2 separate regions of the Homo sapiens genome follow, and region 1 is linked to region 2. Evidence: read pairs that join two places in POLR2A ChIA-PET (ENCODE). Cell type or tissue: Panc1. All regions are shown on one strand.

Region 1 (8,000 bases), 420 kb after region 2:
TCTCAATCCTTTGTCTCTCCCAAAGCACAAGATGAAGTTGTTCTCCGAAGTTCCCTTATCTACCTAAAGTCTCGACCCACCAAAGATGAAAACAATTACTGCTCGTCCCTTCCCCGAGTTTTCGTTAAGTGAACTCATATTGCAGGAAGAAAGACTGAAGTCTGTTAACGCACTGAACAGACTTTTGTCACAAACCATTGTCTACTCGGCAGGCCCAACAGACTTTTGTCCCAGGCCATTCAAAGTTCTACAGACCCATTGAATTCCCTTAAAAATCATTTACTGCTCACACCTGTAATCCCAGCACTTTGGGAGGCCAAGGCAGGTGGATCACGAGGTCAGGAGTTCGAGACCAGCCTGGCAAATATGGTGAAACCCCATCTCTACTAAAACCCTATCTCTACAAAAATTAGCCAGGCATGGTGGTGCATGCCTGTAATCCCAGCTACTTGGGAGGCTGAGACAGAAGAATCGCTTGAACCCAGGAGGCTGAGGTTGCAGTGAGCCAAGATCGTGCCACTGCACTCCAGCCTGGGTGACAGAAAGAGACTCCGTCCCAAAAAAAAAAAAAAATCATTTACTACCTCCCTGAAATCACCCACACTTCCTATCTCCCTTTCCCCCAAGAAGGGTATATGACATTCTCTACCCCATTGCATAGTGGGGTAATTATGTTGTGATTCTTCCCTGTGCACATTAATAAACGTGTATGCCTTTTCTCCTATTAATCTCCCTTTTGTTTTCCCTTGGACCCTACATCATAAATGTGCCTAAAGAACTGTTCTCATTATAAAAAAAACAAAAACAAAAACAAAAAGAGAAGAAACTATCAGGGAATTTTCCTTGCTGCTTTGTATTCTATTTGCTATAGATAAGACCATGTAGAGTATTTGGGTAGCCAGAGTTTGTATATTGAATGAGTCTGAGTTTTTGTGACCCAAAATGCAGGCAGTCTGTTTTAAAGGAAAAAATCTTAATATTGATTGATATGATAATCTGATAGCTGGGAAGGCTCATATGATTTTTCTGACTCTTAATTTATACTCCTTGTACAATGTTGATATCTATATTTTGTATAGGAGATTTATGTGAGCTGGGCATTGTGGCTCATGCCTGTAATCCCAGCACTTTGGGAGGCCAAGGCAGAAGGATCACTTGAAGTCAGGAGTTTGAGAGCAGCCTGGGCAACACAGCAAGACCCCCTGTATCTACAAAAAATTTAAAAATTAGCTAGGCGTGGTGGCATGAATCTGTAGTCCTATAGCTACTAGGGATGCTAAGGTAGGAGAATCACCTGAGTCCAGGAAATTGAGGCTGCCATGAGCCATGATTGTGCCACTGCAGTTCAATCTGGGTGACACAGTGAGATCCTGTCTCGAAAAAAAAAAATATATCCTAACATAATTAGGAGGAAACTATCCCTTCTGTCTCCATTATCAGTTAATAAATAGCAGAGAAGCAGAAGGCAGGTATAGTCCATTTCCCTCCACATTCCATTAAGACAGCAGGTTATTTTATTTATTTTTTTTTTTTGAGACGGAGTCTCGCTCTGTCGCCCAGGCTGGAGTGCAGTGGCTCGATCTTGGCTCACTGCAACCTCCGCCTCCTGGGTTCAAGCGATTCTCCTGCCTCAGCCTCCCCAAGTAGCTGGGACTGCAGGCACACACCACCATGCCTAGCTAATTTTTGTATTTTTAGTAGAGATGGGGTTTCACCATGTTGGCCAGGATGTTCTCAATCCCTTGACCTCGTGATCCTCCCGCCTTGGCCTCCCAAAGTGCTGGGAATACAGGCGTGAGCCACTGTGCCCAGCCAGGTCATTTTTTTTTAAACAGAAAATTTAAAGTATAATAGAAGAGGCTGGGTGCAGTGGCTCACACCTGTAATCCCAGCACTTTGGGAGGCTGAGGCGGGAGGATCACGAGGTCAGGAGAGCGAGACCATCCTGGCTAACACGGTGAAACCCTGTCTCTACTAAAAATATAAAAAGAAAAATTAGCCGGGCGTGGTGGCATGCACCTGTAGTCCCAGGTACTCAGGAGGCTGAAGCACGAGAATCGCTTGAACCCAGGAGGCAGAGGTTGCAGTAAGCCAAGACTGCACCACTGCTCTCCAGCCTGGGTGACAGAGTGAGACTCCGTCTCAAAAAAAGAAAAAAAAAATTTTTTTTTTTGAATAGGGAATACTTTCGTGTGTTTCAGACTAAAAAATTGATTTTATATGTATTTATAATTACACACATATACGTATGCAGTAAAGTTTCATTTTTACTTGTCCTTCAGCCACCATTTCCTTTCCTCTTACACACTAATATTTTCAGTTTCTTATTTATCCTTCCAGTTATTTTATGGACATACCAGTAAATACACACATATATTAATATATCCAGTATTTTCCCCATCTCTTTTTTGCACAACCCCTTAAATATACTTAAAATAAAACAGAACAACAAATTTTTCGTAAACAAAATTTAATACAACCATATAGTCAAGTAATAATGGTTAAAAGACATTTTATTAGATACAACTTTTAAAAAATTAAACTATGCAAGAAGTATATTTAAACAAAACATGTAAGTAAGTATTCACGTGCTACAACTTAACTAAGAACAATTAAATACAAAGCATTCTTTCCACTATGAAGACTCTGGAGCCTCTAATTGAAAGCAAATGACCTTAGGTCTATACTAGTTGTAAAGCAGATTATACTTTTGTTCAACTCTAAATTTGTATTGTCTTAGAGCTCCAACAACTCTCAATAAAAATTTAAATAAAGAAACCTTGGGGGAGGGGTGATAGGGAAGGGGAGAGTAAGTGCTTTTTCAAAAAGGTAAATGAAAAAGCCTGAAGAGGGAAAAAATTGTACATAAGTATGGAACAAAAATAAGTATACTTTTTTGACATTCGATGTAGATACTGCAAATGAATTTACACGGGTTTAATCAATGTAAGATAGATATTTGTCTGAATATTTTAAAAAGCACCTAGGTATCAAAAAATAAAAACAAAAAATATAATGAAACTCCAAACATCCAACAATCTCCCTTAACATTCTCATTCTGCCAAGCAACCACACGTTGGTGCTTATTACACAATTTAAGAAGGGGAAGTTTATTTACTCTATAGGAAACAAATATGAACCTTATCTAAGGTAAGCTTCATTTAGATTGAAAAAAAAGTTGAAATAGCACTAGAGAACTTAAGGCACATAAACAAATTCAGGTGCAGTTATTTTGAAACCATTAAAACAAATTCTTTTCTTTGGAACAATATATAAAATAAGTTATGAATGTTGCTGTTTTTATCAGCACTAGGAAAATTTAATATCTAAGGCAATCACACAAATGTAAAATGTTCATATAAAACATTAAAAAATGTCTAAAGTGTCTCTGGAATTATTCATTCACACTCCTGGCTCAAATGGTTTCTGGTGCCTAGCATTAGATGTGACAATAATGATAGCTAGCTAGTCAAACCTACTGCCTTAAAGATCAACCAATTTGCTCCATTCTGGTTACTTGGCATGGTAAATTTATTTAACTAAAAAGAATAATGGGGTGAGGTGATGTAAACCTGGCTTTCAATAAGATGCACAACAAATTCTAATAAGGCCAAAACTCTGTTGAGGTTAACTGGTGTCTTGAGTTTACTAAAATAAAGGCAGTCCATAGGAAGCCTCAAAGAGACATTATCTTACCACTTGGCACCACAAAAACACCAAGCTCTCCTCTCTGAAAATACAGGCCGGGGGTGGTGGCTCACGCCTGTAATCCCAGCACTTTGGGAGGCCGAGGTGGGCGGATCACGTGGTCAGGAGTGATCCGTCTCTACTAAACCCCGTCTCTACTAAAAATACAAAAAAATTAGCCGGGTGTGGTGGCACGCACCTGTGGTCTCAGCTACTCGGGAGGCTGAGGCAGAATCCCTTGAACCCGGGAGGTGGAGGTTGCAGTCAGCTGAGATCGCGCCACTGCACTCCAGCCTGGGCGACAGAGCAAGACCCCGTTCTCCCCCCTTCCCCAAAAAAAAAAAAAAACGAAAAAAATACAGTTTGAAGTAGATGTCGTCTTTTCCACATATAAATCTCAAGACATAAAAGGCACACACAATTCAACTCCTCTCTTTTCATATATGGGTTCTCACAGCAATTTAAAAAATCTATTGCCATATCCAGACAACAGGAGAAAAAAAAAATACCTGGTTTGCTTATTGACAAAAGTGGTGTAATTGAACCTTTGTCTTTCCTGAGTTTCAAAAAGGCTATTTGACAGTAGAGATACATAAACAATTCATATTCAGTAAGATAAAATGTATCAGTCCACAAAACATTTTCATCTTTTTAAGTATAAAAGAATCAATGTTCAACCACCACCATGTGTGAAGCCCCTTTTTCCAAATTAAACTTACTCTAGAATCATGAATTGAAGATTATTCAGTCATGGCACTTTACACCCCAAACGAGCAAAAGTAACAAGTTAATACCCTCCCTGAGTATTTACATCATCTTATCACCTGGTTTAAATGGAGTAAATACCTATATTTCAATCATCTAGGAAATAAAAAGGTTACTGAAGATCCAATACACTAGTATTTCATACCTGTGCAGTAAAGTCAGTGGGAAGATTACAGTAGAAAAGGAGGAAGTTCTACTGTTGTAAAAATTAGACCACTTTTGTAGCTGACTCACATAGAGGAAAAACAGAAAATGATTAAAGTTCATGAAAAAAAAACTATACTTTTCTGTTCTACAAAGCATACCTTTGAATTCCCTTTCCAACTGAGGTATCACAGCTGGGTTTAGCAAACTCATCTCTTCTGACCTTGTAAAACTAAATTGTCATAAAGATTCTGATTATACATAAGTCATCGTTACTAATACTCATCATGTACTTTCAAATGTAAAAAGTTCTAGAAATGCCCAAATAAAAAAAAATTCCAGAATTGAATTTAGCATGGTCAACTAATTTTTACTTTATGTGCTTTTTTGCTGATCATCACAGACTGCTAAAATTCATGGTGTTTGGTATATATGTGTGTATACAACCATACTATCTACATACATACACATGTACATATATAGATTCTAAACCAAAGGTTCATATGAGCATCACCTATCAAAAGAAAAATCTTTATGTGATGAGAGAATGAATACAATCTGACACCAATTTGGTTGATATACCCCTTTTGATATATTAATTCTACTCTAAAATTCTTTTTTATTTTATCAAGTCTAATGCTATTATTTATCAAGAATTAGTAAAGGAAGATAAATATTAAAAAATTAAAATATTAAGTTGGGTAACTTTAAAAATAGTTATTTAAATTTTCTAAGATTCAACCTAAGTTCTTGGTGGCCTTCAATATAAATTTTAAGTACTTAATTTATGTAGTTTTAAATTATGTAGAGAAAAAATTAATATTGGTGTGAGGTCTGTGTTTAAAAAAATTCTGTTTTTCAGGATTTCATTTCAAATTTACTATAATAAACACATGGATATTAAAATAAATGTATAACAAAATAAAAGTAAATAGTTAATACTTTTTACAACAGAAAAATACTAGAATATAAAGTTGTCTTGAGAAAGTCTTTTTTTATGTGAAGTCCTATATTCATGAAATGGACATGATCTTACAAATACACATGAAAATAACAACTATCATTTGTAGAATCCTCAGCATTTACAAAATACTTTTTCACACATTATCTCATTTACTGTAAAGAATTTCTTAACTAAATAATTCTATTATCTATAAGAGTATAATGCAGATGTTTACTCTAAAATTAAAGTACAAGTATCCAAACTGTACCTACATTCTTTCAACTAAGAGGATAGAAAATTGTTTTCTGAATTGTTGTTATCACAAAATGGTATCTATCATTTTAAAATTATGATTTGAAAAATAAAAATTCCCTAAAAATTTTTAAGTTTTTTAGAGTTTTCCTCAGAATGTAGATTCTAGCTAAGCATTAAAGTTTAAAAAATGTCTATCTGAAATCTCTGAATCATTCTAAAATGAGAAAACAATGTAGCTTACCAATGTTAGGCTTTTTATTTCAACCTTGGTTTTAACAGAAATCTGGTGACACTTTAATTACATATTTGCATCATCCCTTCTATCACAAGAAATATACAAATTATAATGTGAAAGACAACAGTGACTGGAAGTCAAACTACAGCAGGCTACCTAGAACATCCCTAAATGTTGTAAATTATATCCGTCCACCCAGAATCACAATAATCACTTATGCTGTAGTTCCTGCCATATCCATTTATTTGCATTAGAAAAAAAATTCACATTCCTCTCTGAAAACTGATAAGCTTTATAAAGTGGAGTTGAGAAATCTAGACAAAAGCAGTCTGTTGTACAGAAGCTTGAAAATGTTGATTAGTATTTTACACAATGGGGACCAAATGAAAGACTTACCTTAAAGATGGGAACTACTGCTAAGTTTTTTCAGATAACTAATTTTAAAAGAAAAATGGACCCACTGAGATAGGTGGTCCCTGCTTTATCCTATTAAAGGTACCTTAACAGTAGAGACTCTCAGGAATTTTAGCTGTTCACTAGAAAGTGGGATAATCAAGGAAGAGGTCCTCACCCAAAGCACCATACTAATGAGGTCAAACTCTACTGGGCTAGGAAGGAAAACCTATCCCTATTTTTCTTTTTCTTTTCTCTTGAGACAGTGTCGCAACCTGTTGCCCAGGCTAGGGTGCCGTGTGCGTTCATAGCTCACTGTAGCCTCAGACTCCTGGGCTCAAGCAATCCTCCTGCCCCAGCCTGCTGAGTAGTTGGGAGTACAGGTGTGAGTCTCTGTACCTGGCTGTCTGTCCCTGTTTTTCACAAAACAATATTGCAAAATGGGTTTCCACTGCTTTATCAAGTTAAGAAAAGAGGCTTTCTTAGAGGATTGAAGAGATGATGCATAAAAACTTTGAGAGCCATAGTGGGTCATTTTTCCTTCAAAGGCCATTCCATTTTTCTCTTAGGAATTAACTTGTAATTTTAATCCCCCTTGTAGGGGCACTTATTTTTCTATCTCCTACCTAACTTCCCCCTAAAAACATGTTTAATGTAAGACAGCAATTCTAAGAATAAAGTCACAATAGTTCAGTATTTTATGATGCCTGAATTGTTGTCATTACATTTTTATCAATTACAGAAAAAAACCCTTCAATAAAATTAACCAATCTGGATATACTTTGTTAACAACAAAGGTTTTTAAAACTGATTTTTTCTCCTAGAATGCATCCTAAGCATTAACTTCTTCAACCTAAATGATGCCTCAAGTCATGCAATTTTCTCTACATATATGACAAAATAAGGAATATACATACAGATAAACATACATAATAAGTGAAGACACCATTCACACGCTCCTAAAAGGTATGCAGACAGACATTTCCTAATTCACATAGACTTCTTACAAATACTTACAAAGGTACACTCTTCAAAGGCCAAGTAACAACCACCATTACCTTTAACAAAAAAGTTTTTTTTTTCAATTATAGGAAAGGCTTTATTATAGTTTGAAAGATTGATATTTTGAGGAGAAAGGCACCAAATTATTATTTTTACTATTTTTTGCATATGGCACAAAGGAGATATGTGAAGTTCCCACTGTAGAGTTTTTAAAACCTCCCATCTTGGATCAGTGTGGCTTCTTCGGTGAGGTATCCTGTCTTCAGAGTTTAAAGCATTTCTCATTGTATCTATGAATAGTCACACAGCCATGATAGGACACTGGCCTGGGCATTGCAGCTACCCCTGTGATGATACTTGTTGCAGGATCATAACAGAGAATAGTGTCTGTGGCTTCTCCATTTTCCCGTCTTCCGCCCAGGATATATATTTTACCATTACACACAGACATACCACAGTTTTCCTGTTTAACCAAATATATAAACAAAAAATTAACCATTGAAGATAAAGGATTTGGTAACAAACAGAAAAGCAAAATAATGCTTTAGCACAGTCAAAAAAAAGGGAGACATGATA
Region 2 (8,000 bases):
GCTGATTTTTTTATATTTTTGGTAGAGATGGAGTTTCATCATGTTGGCCAGGCTGGTCTCGAACTCCTGACCTCAAGTGATCCACCTGCCTAGGCCTCCCAAAGAGCTGGGATTATAGGTGTGAACCACCAAGCCCAGCCATCAAGCAGGCTTTTCAAGTTGGAAACTCAATTCATTTGCTTTTATTTCCCCCCATCCTCCCACACACCTTGTTTTCTTATCAATGCAATTAAGATATAAATTTTCCACTGGGTTATGCTTTGACTACATTCCATAGATTTTCATATGTATAATTTTCATTTCTAATTACTTCGTAATTTCTACTTAATTGCTTTATTTTCTCCTTTGCCTCAAATATTTAGAAGTTTAATTTTAAATTCCCAAGAAACAAGGTTTTCTTTTCTTTTTTTTTTTTGAGATGCAGTCTCACTCTGTAGCCTAAGCTGGAGTGCAGTGGTGTGATCTCGGCCAACTGCAACCTCTGTCTCCCTGGCTCAAGCGATTCTTGTGCCTCAGCCTCCCGAGTAGCTGGGACTACTGGCACATGTCACCATGCCTGGCTAATTTTTTGTATTTTAGTAGAGACGGTGTTTCACCATGTTGCCCAGGGTGGTCTTGAACTCCTGAGTTCAGGCGATCCACCGGCCTCGGCCTCCCAAAGTGCTGGGATTACAGGTGTGAGCCACTGTGCCCAGCTTTTTTTTTTTTTTATATACTTTAAGTTTTAGGGTACATGTGCACAACATGCAGGTTAGTTACATATGTATACATGTGCCATATTGGTGTGCTGCACCCATTAACTCATCATTTAACATTAGGTATATCTCCTAATGCCATCCCTCCCCCCTCCCCCCACCCCACAACAGGCCCCGGTGTGTGATAGGGTCTCACTCTGTTGCCCAGGCTACAGTGCAGTGGCACAATTATGGCTGACTGCAGCCTTGACCTCCCAGGCTCAAGTGATCCTCCCATCTCAGGCTCCCCAGTAGCTGGGACTACAGACGTGAAACACCATACCAAGCTAATTTTTGTATTTTTTTGTAGAGACGAGGTTTTGCCGTGTTGCCCAGGCTGGCCTCAAACTCCTGGGCTCAAGCAATCCACCCACCTTGGCCTCCCAAAGTGCTGGGATTACAGGCATGCGCCACTCTGCCTGGCGTTCATACCTTTTTGTGGTTAAAAATGTGGTCAGTTTTTGAGAATACTCTATGTGTGTGACAAAAAATTATGTATGGTCATTGATACAAAGTTTGACATGTTTATTAGACTAAGCTTCTTAATTGTGCTGTGAAAATCACTATATATTTACTCCTTTTCTACTAGATTTTTGTTTTGTTTTGTTTTGTTTTTGAGATAGAGTCTCACTCTGTTGCTCAGCCTGGAGCGCAGTGGCGCAATCTCGGCTCACTGCAACCTCTGCTTCCCAGGTTCAAGTGATTTTCCTGCTTCAGCCTTCCAAGTAGCTGGGATTACAGGCGCCCGCCACCATGCCCAGCTAATTTTTGTATTTTCAGTAGAGATGGGGTTTCACCATGTTGGCCAGGTTGGTCTCAAACCCCTGATCTCAAGTGATCTGCCCACCTCGGCCTCCCAAAGTATTGGGATTACAGGCGTGAGCCACCCGTGCCCAGCCTCTCCTTGATTTTGAAAGCAGTGTATTAAAGCCCCTCACCATTATGGTCGATTTTTCAATTTCTCCTTCATGTGTTTCAAACCAATGTTAGGGACATAAAAATTCATAATTATTATATCTTCGTTTAAAATCCTTTTTGACTGTAACTGTAGGGAGAGAATAAAGTGTTGTCCATACCATTTCCAGCCACAGGAATGATGACAAGAGGTGCAGCTGTTCATTCTGCCAAAAGAATTTCCTATTTCCATCATGTTGCCAGTAAGAAGTCTGTTCCATCTCCCCCACTTCCCATGCTTGTTTACCAACTCCCAAGGTATATAAAGGGGATATGTGATCCAGAACAAAAGCTCTATCCAAACCCATGTGTTAGGCTACGGACAGGAGAGTTCACAGCAGGGCGGGAGTAAAGTAGTCCTTCTCAACCCTCGCTGTATATGAGAATAACTCGAGAAGCTTAAAAATATCGATGTGGCCGGGCGCGGTGGCTCATGCCTGTAATGCCTGGGAGGCCGAGACAGGCAGATCACTTGAGGTCAGGAGTTTGAGACCAGCTTGGCCAACATGGTGAAACTCCGTCTCTACTAAAAGTACAAAAATTAGCCAGGTGTTGTGACGCATGCCTGAAATCCCAGCTACTTGGGAGGCTGAGGCAGGAGAATCGCTTGAGCCCAGGAGGTGGAGGTTGCAGTGAGCCAAGACCGTGCCATTGCACTCCAGCCTGGGCAACAGAGTGAGACTCCATCTCAAAAAATACAAAAACAAAAACAAAAACAAAACAAAAACGAGGCTTGGGTTTCATCCAATCAAAACCTCTGAGATTAGAACCTGGTCACTGGTATACAGCCAGAGAGAGAAGAAAAGATTCTCTTCCATGTGCTGTTATACCTCACCCTGCTGCCCTGGACAGAGCTTCTTTGAGATCCCCATGCCAGGCAAATGCCATCCAGCAGTGGTGGAGGAAGCAGAAATGTGGATAAGGGCTTTGGGGGGCCACTTTGCCAGGGGCTGGAAAAAGGTTAAGGACACCAAGGAGGGCTAGAGAGGTCAGCACTCACCACATCTAGGATGGCAGACATCGCGAAGGAGATGTTGACTTGGGTGGGGACGCTGATGTTGGTGACCGGACGGAAGGGCTTTCTATTAAACACTGAATTCAGAGCAGTGGGATCCGCCCCGTGCTGGCCAAACCCTGAGCAATTGATGGTGAAAGTAACGCCCCTTCCTGTAGTGGACATCGAATGTGTGAGATGAAGGAGAGCAACCCTGTGCTCCCTATATGAGAGGGGCCCCAAGGCAGGGCGTGGGGTCGCCCGTGATAAAATGAAAGCTAACATTTGTTGAGCACTGGCTGTGTGTCAGGTATATTCTAAGCCCTTTAAAAATGGATTACCTCATTTAATCCTCCCAATCCCCTATCAGGTAGATACTGCTTTACCCTCATGTAATAAACGAGCTAACTAAGGTGCAATAAGAGGAAGTAACTTCCTACAGTCAGACAGCCAATAAAAGGCAGAAGCCGGACTTGTTCTGAACCCAGGTTTGTCTGCTGCTGCTGTGCTATACGTCCCCAGGGATGAGATGAAGAATGGGGAGGGGATCACCGAGAGGGGTCCAGACGCTGGGCTCTTCCTTCCGAGGCCCGGGAGGATGGGGTGAGCTGGAATGCAAATTCTGGAAGCTAATGTAGCAAAGCTGAGCTAGAGCTCCAGCCTCCTTTCTAATATTTCTGTCTCCATGCAAAGCATGCCCAAATCTATATGCAAACTGTGCCTGGAATGTTGATAGTCATCCGATAGGATTACAGTCCCGGGGCCCCGGAGAGAACACACCTGTTTTCACCCCGACTGCCCCAACCTTCCTTCTTACTTGACTTTACCCAACTCTATCACCAGCGTTCTAGTTTGAGGCTTTAAAAAAGTTTTATTTTATTTTTAATGGACATATAATAATTGTGCATATTTCTTTCTTTTTTTTTTTTTTTTTTTTGAGACGGAGTCTCGCTCTGTCGCCCAGGCCGGACTGCGGACTGCAGTGGCGCAATCTCGGCTCACTGCAAGCTCCGCTTCCCGGGTTCACGCCATTCTCCTGCCTCAGCCTCCCGAGTAGCTGGGACTACAGGCGCCCGCCACCGCGCCCGGCTAATTTTTTGTATTTTTAGTAGAGACGGGGTTTCACCTTGTTAGCCAGGATGGTCTCAATCTCCTGACTTCATGATCCACCCGCCTCGGCCTCCCAAAGTGCTGGGATTACAGGCGTGAGCCACCGTGCCCGGCCTAATTGTGCATATTTCTTAGTTTGGGGTTTTTGGGGGTTTTTTGAGACAGCGACTCACTCTACTGCCCAGGCTGGAGTGCAGTGGCGCAATCACTTGGCCTCAGCCTCTGGGCTTAGGGGATCTTCCCACCTCAGCCTCCCAAGTAACTGTGACTACAGGCGTTCCCCACCACACTTGGCTAATTTTTTTAAAAAATTTTTGTAGAGACGGGGATCTCACTATATTGCCCAGGCTGGTCTCAAACCCCGGGGCTCAAGTGATTCTCCCACCTGGGCCTCCCAAAGTTCTGGAATTATAGGTGTGAGCCACCATTCCTAGCCACATAGCTATTTTTAGAAGTGTGGGTGGGATTTTTTTTTAATTTCTTTTTTAAATTTTTAAATTTTTTTTAGAGGGAGTCTCACTCTGTCACCCAGGCTGGAGTGCAGTGGTGCGATCTTGACTCACTGCAATCTCTGGCTCCCAGGTTCAACCGATTCTTCTGCCTCAGCCTCCCAAGTAACTGGGATTACAGGCACTACCACCACATCAGGCTAGTTTTTGTATTTTTAGTAGAGATGGGGTTTCACCATGTTAGCCAGGCTGGTCTTGAACTCTTGACCTCAGGTGATCCGCCTGCCTCAGCGTCCCAAGTGCTGGGATTACAGGTGTGAGCCACCTCACCTGACCCGTCCCACCCTCTTCTAACTAATAAATTTTTAAATTTTCTAGTCATGAAAATGTGTTGGAGGAGCAACAACTTGGACTGAGAGAGATGGTTGATAACCTCTGTGCCAAGGACATTGAGCCTTATCCATTCCCAACGTCACAGTGCTTTCCAGCAAATTCTTAAACCACTCTAAGAACAGTGAATATTCATTTGTCAACCCCTGTGTGCAAGTGCCCAGAGGAGCTTTCATAACCATTTACACTGCCTAGACCAGGTGTACAATTTGTGTCTCTTCCCTGTGCTGGCCTTTAAAGTCACCTCTGGTTCAGTCCTCTCCTGTGCCTCCTTATCCAAAGTCATGGAATAATCTAACGAGGAGAGATGACAGTTATTGGCACTTTTACCAAGTGCCAGACACTGTGCTTCCCTCCTTCTCTTACTGAATCCTCACAACCCTGCAAGGTAGGTTCTGTTTTACAGATGAGGAAACCAGAGCTCAGATAAGTTAAGCAGTGCATCCAAGTTTATAAAACTAGCAACGTGAGACACCAAGATTCAAACCCAGGTCCACCTGTCTCCAAATCCCATGTTCTTGTCTCTCTACCATGCTGACCCCCTGGAAGAGAAGCACATTCTACTTTCACCCTTGACCTGCTGCCTTCTGGCACCTTACCTAACCTAGAGCCCTTGGATCCAGCAGATGGACAGGGAAATTATGGCTAAAGGAGGTGGGCACTTTGCTACAATGGTTTGGGTTTCATACCTGTAGAGAGAAAGAATTACACCTGTGGATAGAAAGATGGATGGATATAGAAGCTAAATACAAGAGAAGACGATCGTGGATGGTTGTCTTCCATGTAGGGTACCAATGGAGAAAAGACAGACTTTTCAAGTAGTATTGGGAAAACTGGATATCCATATGTGAAAGGATAAAGTTTGCTGGTGTTGAACTCTATTTTTCGAGAAGGAAAATGAAAGTGCTCTTGTTTGGCATGTAACTGGAAGGGGATTTTCCGTCTTTCAGAAAAGGAAAGTCTATGTGGGCATCTTAGTAATGTAGCTATGAAAGAACTCTATCCATCTTAGACAATCTCTAGGAGTTGGAAATTTGAAAAAAGTTCCTAGATGTTCTACTAGAGAGAGGTCCTCCTTCTTCCGCCTTCCCCCATCATTGCTCCTTTCTTACCTTGAAGCAGAAAACCGAGAAGGAGGTAGAAGGAAAATCTTTTCCTGTGGAACCAGCTTCCTTCCATCTTCTTTGTCTAAGTTCTTCTCTGAACATGTACTGGGACCCAGGAATGCCCAGATTAAAGCAGCACAGGCCACACCTAGAGTCTGACTTTGAATACTAATAGCATTGGTTGACCACTGACATTTGTAACCTTCCTTCAAAGAGTGTTCTGGTTGTCTTGTTCTTGCCTATGCTTAAGGTTCAGTCTGCTTTTAAGACTTTATCTTAGTCTTAGGTATTTCACTGCAACGTAAATGGTTATAGATAGTTCATACGTGATCAACTTGCAGATCTTGGTGAGATCCCTTGGTCTGAAGACTCATCTCTTCAATTTTGGAAAATTCTCAGACATTTATAAATGTTTCACTTCCTCTATTTTTCTTATTAGACATGTGTTGAATGGTTTCCTTCTATCTTACATGCCTTTTATTGCTGTTGTAACAAATCACAAACCCAGTGGCTTAAATAAACACAATTTGTTATTTTACTGTTCTGTGGGCCAGAAGTTTGAAATGGGTCTCACTGGGCTAAAATGAATGTGTCAGCAGGACCGCATTCCCTCTGGAGGCTCTAGAGGAGAATCCATTTCCTTGCCTTTTCCAGATTTTTTTTTTTTTGAGACAGGGTTTCACTCTGTTGACCAGGCTGGAGTGCAGTGGCGCAATCGCGACTCACTGCAGCCTTGACCTCCTGGGCTCAAGGGATCTTTCCGTCTCAGCCTCCCAAGTAGCTGGGACCTCACAGGTGTGAGCCACCAAGCTTGGCTATTTTTTTTTTTTTTAGTAGAAATGAGGTCTCGCTTTGTTGCCTAGGCTTGTCTCCAACTCCTGGCCTCAAGTGATCCTCCAACCTTGATCTCCCAAAGTGCTGGGATTATAGACATGAGCCATTGTACCCGGCCTTTTCCAGCTTTTAAACTGCCTGTATTTCTTGGTTCATTATTTTTACTTCTCCATCTTCAAAACCAGCAACATCAGGCCAATGTTTCTCACAAGGCATCTCATCTCTCTGGTTCTTATTTGTTTCTCTCTCCTTCTTCCACTTATAAGAGCCTTTGTGATTGCATTGTGTCCATTTGGATAATCCAGGATAGTCTCCCCATCTCAAAGTCCGATAATTAACAACCTTAATTCCATCTGCAACCTTAACTCCCCTTTTCCATATAACCTAAGGTTCCAGAGATTAGGATGTGGACAAATTCTGGGGGCCGTTATTCTGCCTAGCACACCTCTCTTTCCTATTTTCTACCTCTTTATCTCTGTCCCTAATGATTTCTTCAGATCTAGCTTCCAGGAAAAAAATTCTCTCCTCAACTGTGTTTATTTTAATTAATTAATTAATTAATTTTTGATGAAACTCAGTAATTTTTATTGCAACTGGAAGACAATACATTGCAGAAACTTTATGGTAGGTCTGGGGAAAAGTGTTATTTACAATAGATTATGACATAATTTGTCTTTGACAATATGATTACATACGAAGAATGCAAAATGCAAGTATGGATGCCTTCCATATTTTATTTTATTTTGAGATGGAGTCTCATTCTGTTGCCCAGGCTAGAGTGCAGTGGCGTGATCTTGGCTCACTACAGCCTCCACCTCCTTGATTTGAGCGATTCTCCTGTCTCAGCCTCCTGAGTAGTTGGGACTACAGGCTTGTGCCACCACACCCAGCTAATTTTTGTATTTTTATTAGAGACAGGGTTTCACCATGTTGTCCAGGCTGGTCTTGAACTCCTCACCTCAGCTGATCTGCCCACCTCGGCCTTCCAAAGTGCTGGGATTACAGGAGTGAGCCACTGTGCTTGACCCTCAACTGTGTCTAATCTGTCCATCTAATCTGCCCACTGAGTTTTGGTTTTGTTTTTTTGTTTTTTTGTTTTTTAGAGAGAGGGTTTCACTGTCTCCCACCATGCCTGGCCCTCAACTGTGAGCCACCATGCTGGGATTACAGACGTGAGCCACCGTGCCCGGCCCTCAGCTGTGTCTAATCTGTCCACTGAGTTTTGCTTTTTGTTTTGTTTTGTTTTTTTTAGAGACAGGGTCTCACTGTCTCCCAGGCTGGAGTACAGTGGTATGATCATAGCTCACTGTAGCCTTGAACTCCAGGGCTCAAGCAATCCTGCCACCTCAGCCTCCCAAGTAGCTGGGACTACAGGTGCATGCCACCATGTGTGGCTAATTTTTTTTTATTGTTTCTAGAGACAGGGCCT

The links. ChIA-PET counts read pairs that join two places held together with the same protein. Peaks named below come from ENCODE experiments on the same cell type or tissue, not always from the same donor. Only the 100,000 strongest peaks of a DNase experiment are listed, where the experiment ranks them.
Region 1: POLR2A ChIA-PET joins it to region 2 with 10 read pairs; 2 of 35 experiments call an interaction of 5 or more read pairs at or near these places.

The regions. Positions count from the first base shown.
Region 1 is chr3:183,678,973-183,686,972 of GRCh38, reverse strand. KLHL24 (kelch like family member 24) reads right to left here. Exons shown (of 8, transcript NM_017644.3): 8 at 2,454-7,887. The coding sequence ends at 7,687. Among named protein-coding and RNA genes, the nearest start is that of YEATS2, 15 kb to the left of the region's middle. In Panc1, no CTCF peak of the experiment used is centred here; no DNase peak of the experiment used is centred here.
Region 2 is chr3:184,095,340-184,103,339 of GRCh38, reverse strand. HTR3E (5-hydroxytryptamine receptor 3E) reads right to left here and starts at 6,276. Exons shown (of 9, transcript NM_001256613.2): 1 at 5,744-6,276; 2 at 2,689-2,855; 3 at 1,811-1,855. The coding sequence starts at 5,810. HTR3E-AS1 (HTR3E antisense RNA 1) reads left to right here. Exons shown (of 3, transcript NR_133658.1): 3 at 7,990-8,000. In Panc1, no CTCF peak of the experiment used is centred here; no DNase peak of the experiment used is centred here.